Linked DNA regions of Homo sapiens: region 1 is linked to region 2. A link is a contact called in ENCODE Hi-C or POLR2A ChIA-PET data. All regions are on one chromosome and are shown on one strand. Each heading gives the region's core, a stretch centred on a gene start or an enhancer-like site at or near the end of the contact. The rest is flanking DNA. Distances are from core to core; before and after follow the strand shown.

Evidence for each region. A loop is a pair of places that touch in the nucleus more often than their neighbours do. ChIA-PET counts read pairs that join two places held with the same protein, here RNA polymerase II (POLR2A).
Region 1: a loop to region 2 is called in a map of gastrocnemius medialis, with 2.0 times the contacts of the local background. The contact joins two enhancer-like sites. A Hi-C loop is called at or near these places in 1 of 168 maps with a recorded cell type or tissue (gastrocnemius medialis). POLR2A ChIA-PET finds 5 or more read pairs at or near these places in 1 of 52 experiments (HEK293T).

Annotation. Positions count from the first base shown.
Region 1 is chr15:72,993,157-72,996,559 of GRCh38, forward strand. No RefSeq gene overlaps it. Among named protein-coding and RNA genes, the nearest start is that of NEO1, 58 kb to the right of the region's middle. Within about 2 kb of position 1,809, at least 8 of the 41 ENCODE cell types and tissues checked have a DNase peak (open chromatin) inside an H3K27ac peak, as active enhancers do.
Region 2 is chr15:72,836,465-72,840,068 of GRCh38, forward strand. The region is part of intron 1 of LOC107984801 (a long non-coding RNA gene); the gene reads left to right. Among named protein-coding and RNA genes, the nearest start is that of ADPGK, 55 kb to the left of the region's middle. Within about 2 kb of position 1,932, at least 5 of the 41 ENCODE cell types and tissues checked have a DNase peak (open chromatin) inside an H3K27ac peak, as active enhancers do.

The DNA of each region.
Region 1 (3,403 bases), core at 559-3,058, 160 kb after region 2:
TCAGCGTGGCAGAGCCTCCGTACACAGGGAGGCCACTTGGCAGGATGAAGACTAGCGCTAAAGTGAAGCTATCGCCTCAGCATGGCTGGAAATTTCCATCAACAGGCACCCAACAAGTACTTATCCGACATCTCCTAAGGTAGCGGTTTTCTACCTTGGCTGTGTATTAAAATTATCTGGGAAGCTCTTAAAACTTCCAAAACCTGGGCAAAGCAACGAAACCAGGTCTCAGGCATCAGTACCTGCCAAAAGCTTCCCAGGTGATTTCAATGTGTATTCAAGGTGGCAAACCGCTAATCTAAATCAACCGTTTTCAGAAGTTCATGTGATGTGAATCAGTTGGGGATCTTAGTAAAAAGTAGATCCTGATTCATAACATGTGACATGGAGCTTGAGAGTCTGCATCTCTAACAAGCTTCCACGTGATGCCAATGCTGCCGCCCTCGGTTCTGTTCTTTGAATATTAAGGGTCTATAACAGTGGGTCTCAAAGTGTGTTGTCTGGACCAGCAGCAGCAATGTCACGTGGGTGCTTGTTAGAAATTCAGTTCTCCGGACTGATCCCAGACCTTCTGAATCAGAAACTCAGGGAGTGGGGCCCAGCATCTGTGTTTTAACTTCCCAGTGATGTGAACGCTTGCTCAAGTTTGTAGAGCATACTTCTCTAAGCATGAGCCTCTGAGCCCCTGAGCCCCTTCAACAAAAGCCATGTGGCTTTATAGTGTGCACATTTACGGACCCCTTCCTAGGCCACCCCATCAGACTCTCAGAAGGTGAAGCGGCAGATTGTGCATGTTTAACAAGTTTCCCAGGTGACGCTGATGGATAGCCTAACATTTAAGAACGGCTGTCTCTGGCAGCTCGGCCCTGTGAGGCCTCTGAGAATGTTTCAGTGTCCCAACATTGAAGCGGTTTTGGTTATTTGGATGCCCCAGGCTATTTCTACCCGGTTAATTACCTGTGTAGAAGCTTAACACGATTAATTCAGGTGGATACCATCTTGGATGTCCCATAGAACCCTATAATTATGTGTGAAATACACATTTAATTTAAGCACAAGGGGAAAGATTACCCCGATGACTCTGAGGCCGTAGGGTATGCAGAGCAGATGCTGAGCAGAGCTTGGAGCTGTTTCCTCATAGACCTATGCCATAGCCATCTGAGGCCAGTAGAATGTTCAAGATTTGGGCTTTCCTGATCCCCAAGTTAGTCTTGATAGTATCTACTGAAGCGTTAATGCCACTAGTTTACCTAAACTCAGAAAAAAATATAGTTGACTATTTAGGTTAATAACCAGCAGAGATAAAAGTGTAATTATTTGGGTAATTTGACCACAAAATGTGCAAATAAAATATAATTTTTCCCCAAAATATGTGTTTAAGGTCTGAGTTGTCAAAATCTCATTGGTCTCTTCCTTTGACTTGTGCAGAAACTGGGTCTGTAAGTGTTTGTTTTTGCAGAGAATACATTTTAATGTGCTATGCTATGACATATTAAACGAATGGAGAGACTTTGGTTCAGAAATTCTTTTTTTCCTCTGTACTAGCCAAGCATTTCAAATGATTTGGCTTTGGCTTCAGTGTTCCTTTGGAGAGCTGATTTTTTTGTTGTTTTTTTGTTTTGAGGGGTGGGGGTTAGCCTCAGCCATTACCAAATGAAAAAAATCAACTCCAAAGTGCAAAAGGAACAGCCAAAGGAACTCCAGAACTGCCCACCCCACCCCTGGGCAGAAAAAGTAAAATCACAACACAAAACAGCGCAACAGGCCGTTCCCTAACGAACTGAAAACAGTTCTTTGGGGAGTGTTTCCTGCCCAGGGCCTGCTTTCCCTGCTGGTTTCTGGGCTGCCGCTGGAAAGGGGCCAGGCTTCGGCACCTCCTTGCCTTTGATTGCTGTTTATCCCCTGAAACATGATTAGGTATAATTACGTATAATCTCTCCCTTGTTTACCCTTCTCCACCGAAGCTTGAACGTGGTTCAGTTGTGTCTTTCTCTTTGCTGTGCCTGAGCACAGCAAAGAAACATTTCCCGTATTTTCAACTTTATTATTTTTTTAAGAAATAGAGGCATTAGGTATCCATTTGTCCCTTCATTCTCCCAAGCCTGACATTCTGGCAATTTCTGAATTGTTTCATCCAACAACGACAGTTGAGTGCCAAGCATGGTGCTAAGTGCCTTGGAGGAGTTAGAAGTGAAACCTAAATAGACCCTTCTCCCAAGGATTTCCCATAGTAAGTGTCTCTTTACATGGGAAAAGAGTGTAATTGGAACATAATGGGAAGAAATAAAGCTACTCATCTTTTCTTCACCAACAACATACCAATTGTCAATATTTTCTCTCTTGTAGTTATTTGCTAGTTTAATTCTTGACCCTGAATTAATCGTTGATAGCTGAGTTTATTAGAGGCAGGGGTCCACGAGTATCCTATTTGGTTTCTTCCACTATAGGCCATCTCTACTGCTCTGTTTTCAAGAAAGTTGAGTATTCTACATGCAAAGAAGATCCCTAAACCAGAATTGGCACATGAATACACGTATGCAATGATATGAATCGTGCACGTAGGCTCTGGGCACAGTCGCACAAGATCCCATGCTCAGAAGGACCCTGTGCTTGGTTTAATGTCCTCCTGTCACCACCTTGACATTCTTAATACTTTTGAACAAGGGATTCTGCATTTTCATTTTGTACTGGGCCCCACAAGTTATGTAGCGTTTTCTGCATGTACCCCAGAACCTATTTTTTCTGTGGCATTCTCATCCAACTTTGAGCATAAACGAATGGAAGTTCATCCAGAATCTGATGGCATAGAGTGAGAGGGGAAAGAGCAGAGTCTGTGTGTGTGTTCATGTGCTGATGACTTTTGTGGCACTCCTCCAGCCTATGTTTAGATTTCTTTAACATGCCTATTAATCTTGTCAAGTTTCAGCCCAGCTCTTCTGAAATAGAACTGACCCCCAAAATCTCCTGGCAATGGGCTGTTCAGGCCTGTCCCCTTTCTCAGAGTATCCTGCTCACTGAGGGGACTGCTAAAGGAATATCTGTCTCCCTTAGAGGGAAACTGCTACTTCCCAGGGATTGAGTTTAGAAGACAGACCAAGAGTGTGCAGAAGAGTGAAAAATGACTTCCCCCACACCCTTCTAGGTTCCTTGGCTGGGCTATGATTTAAATTGACGTAAGACAGATTAACAGGAGGAGAGCCGCATTTAATTGTGTACACATGGGAGTCCCACAAAATATGAGACTCAAAGAAGGGTGAGATGACTGAAGCCTGTATAGCAGCCTGAGCTACAGAAGGGAATAGGGGCTTGGGGCTTCTGGGGGTGGTGGCGACACAAGTTATGGGAGGGTGAGAGAGGAATTATACAGTGAATAAATGTTGTCTTGTTAGGCAGATAAAAAGTC
Region 2 (3,604 bases), core at 682-3,181:
TTATTGGCCAGAGGTAGGCTAGAAAATATAATGTTTAATTTAGCCTTTTTTTTTTTTTTTGAGACAGAGTCTTGCTCTGTCACCCAGGCTGGGGTACAATGGTGCAATCTCTGCTCACTGCAACCTCCACCACCTCCTGGGTTCAAGCAATTCTCCTACCTCAGCCTCCCAAGTAGCTTGGATTACAGGTGCGCACAACCACGCCTGGTTAATTTTTTTTTTTTTTTTTTTAGTAGAGACAGGTTTTCACCATGTTGGCCGGGCTGGTCTTGAACTCTTGACCTCAAGTGATCTGCCCGCCTCAGCCTACCAAAGTGCTGGGATTACAGGCATGAGCCACTGCGCTTGACCTGTTTAATTTAGTTTTGTCTTTAGCTGGGACTCTTTGTTCTGTTGATCCCTTTCTCCACCCCCACCTTCCTGACAAATGAGGTTTATACTAACAAGAAAGGAGGACACGGTTATTGAGTAGACATCTGGCAATGTCTGCCACGAATGGGAACATAGGACCTAATTCCTGATTCCTTGTTGACCTGGAGTAGTTCTCCCTAGTCTGGAGGTAGCTTGCGCACTCTCTTGGGCTCAGCTTTGCTCTGGGAATGAGAAGCTGTGCCTCCTTTTGTCCCTCCCAATGCTGTGGCCCAGCAAGGCCTTTGGAGAGAATCCATGTGTCTGGGGACAGCTGGACCACAGCCTCCCCACCCTGGCTGCACACCTGTTGGAAGCTATATTTAGAGCAGTAAGTCTAAATCTTGGGGCAAGGAGAAGAGAGAAGCCAAAGGGGCAAGAAAAAAATGAAAGATGCAGCCCAGAAAAATGGGATGTTATTCCCTGTTGTGCACAGCCACAGCCTACTCTGGGCTGGTTCTTAAGAAGAAGGAAGGAATAGCTGTGGGCACTTGTGGGGGCCAGGCTGGAATTAGGAAAACCGCTGTTCACAGGATTTGGAGAGTTATAAACTCTGCCTGCGCTGGCATGAAGGTCTGTCCTGAAAAGTCCTAAAACCCCTTCTAGAATTGTAGAACTGGGGCCCCTGAACCTTTTGACTGTGGCACTCACAGGCAGGGTATAAGACTTCGTGCTCTCCCCTCCCCTCAAATTTCCACTCAGGAAAAAACTCAAGGATTATAAAGAATGGAAAGAAATAAAACAGATTGAATTTGCCGTGCTGCTAGCAATACATAAATGATTCACTTAGTAGTTACTTTAGAATACGAACATACTAGGCTGGGCGCGGTGGCTCACACTTGTAATCCCAGCACTTCGGAAGGCCAAGGTGGGTGGATCATTTGAGGTCAGGAGTTCGAGACCAGCCTGGCCAACATGGTGAAACCCTGTCTCTATTAAAATTACAATAAATTAGCTGGGTGTGGTGGCAGGTGCCTGTAATCCCAGCTACTCAGGAGGCTGAGGCAGGAGAATCATTTGAACCCAGGAGGTGGAGGTTGCATTGAGCCAAGATCGTGCCACTGCCCTCCAGCGTGGGCAACAGAAGGAGACTCAATCTCAAAAAAAAAAAAAAGAATATGAACATACTAAAGGATTTTTGTACTATAAAACAATTTCCTAAAAACTTAAAAATAACTCTCAATAGTTTTGTTTTACTTATGAAAGTAGCTGATATTTGCTAACAGCCCATCATAGGGATATGAGTGATTAAGGGTTGAACATCAAACTTAGACGGCCTTGATGAAATACAGGAAAATTGCAGGTTAAATATTATCGCTGCCAATCTGGATTATTGTAGACTGTGAAGTAAACCTAGCAACCCACTAAAAGGTGAATGGTCACATTAAAGCTAAACTAAAAGAAGCTTTTATAATAAAAATAGCAAGGCCATCAGTAACGAAACAAAAACCACAGCCAGTGGGCAACACTGATGAAGTCGTAGCCATGAGCCCTTCCGGAAAGTTGTGAAATTCTAACCATTTGCAAGTGTGCTTGCAGGGTAGGAGCTTGACAGTGTTGCCAAGTGTTGTGTGGCAGCCAGGTTTTTTAGCAAAGGACACAGTCAGAGTCCTAGGTAATTTTAGTTTATGGATAGTACATTTTAGTAACTTTTCATGACTCACTTATTACGTTACTAGTAAGTAACCCTTCTAAGCCAAAAGTATGAGAGTCTATAGAAGCAGGAGTCACTTGCCTGTAAGAAGTGAAGAAGAGACATGAGGGGTCACTGTGACCCACTGTGGGAGCTCCTGTGGCCTGGCAGGGAGCTGCAGACCACATGTGGGAACTCTGCTTTGAGAAGTAGGTCGGCTACTGGAGGCTTTTCTCCTGCAGTGATCTCTGTCTGTATGGTGCAGCATTATCAAAAACTTTCTCCCTACTGGATTATTTCCATTCGCACACACACAGGCTGTAATTACTCCTATCTTAAAACTTAACTTGCTGGACACCCTATCCCCCCCACCTCCCCAGTTACTACCGCAATTCTCTCCTTGCTGCTGGAACAAAAATTCTCAAAAGAGTTGTCTATATTCAGTATCCCCAATTCTTCTCTCATTCTATCTTGAACTATTCCAGAGGGTTTTTGTCCCCAGAGTCCCACCGAAACAGCCTTTGTCAAGGTTGCCACTGACTTCCATGACAGATGCCCCTCTCATCCTGTCAGCGTCAGCAGCTCATCCCTGATTGCCTGGGACATTTCCAGGCTTTAAAATGGAAAGTCTTGTGTTCCAGGAACCACCACAGTCCTGGGCAAATCCAGACTGGAGGTCGCCTAGATTAATGACCTCCACATTGCTGGATCCAGTGATAATTTTTTTTTTTTTTTTTGAGACAGGGTCTCACTCTGTCACCCAGGCTGCAGTACAGTGGCATGATCTCAGCTCACTACAACCTCTGCCTCCTGGGCTCAAGTGATCCTCCCGCCTCAGCCTACTGAGTAGCTGGGACTATAGGCACACGCCACTGCACCTGCACCCGGGTAATTTTTTTATTTTTTGTAGAGATGGGGTCTCCCTATGTTACCCAGTCTGGTCTCAAACTCCTGGGTTCAAGCGATCTTTCCACTTCAGCCTACTAAAGTGCTGGCATTACAGGAGTGAACCACCGTGCCAGGCCCATTGATAAATTCTTAGTTCTCTCTTGGACCTCACTGCACCTTTCTAAAACACAACTTTTTTTGAGATATCATTTACATATAATAAAGTGTACATATTCAAAGTGTATGAATTAGTAAGTTTTGACATATGCATACACTCATGAAACCATCATGGTCATCAAGGTAGTGACGCTATCCTTTACCTCCAAAAGTTTCTTCATGCCCATTTGCAACCCCTCTCTTCTGCCTTTCATACCTGTGTTCCCCCCAATTCTCACACCTGAGTATTAATAGCAATACCTAATAGTAGTAGTAATTAATAGCATTACTCAATCTACAGATGTATTACTTATCTATTTATAAAATTGGATCTATTTATTATATATAACTTATGTTTTATTATATGCAATCCATATATTATAATCTATTTATTATATAAGGATTATATATTATCAATTACTATTAATAGTAATAGTAATTAATAGTGATACCCAATCTACAGATGTATTACTTATCTATTGCTGTACAAAAAATAACCCCAAAATTCATCAGCTGAAA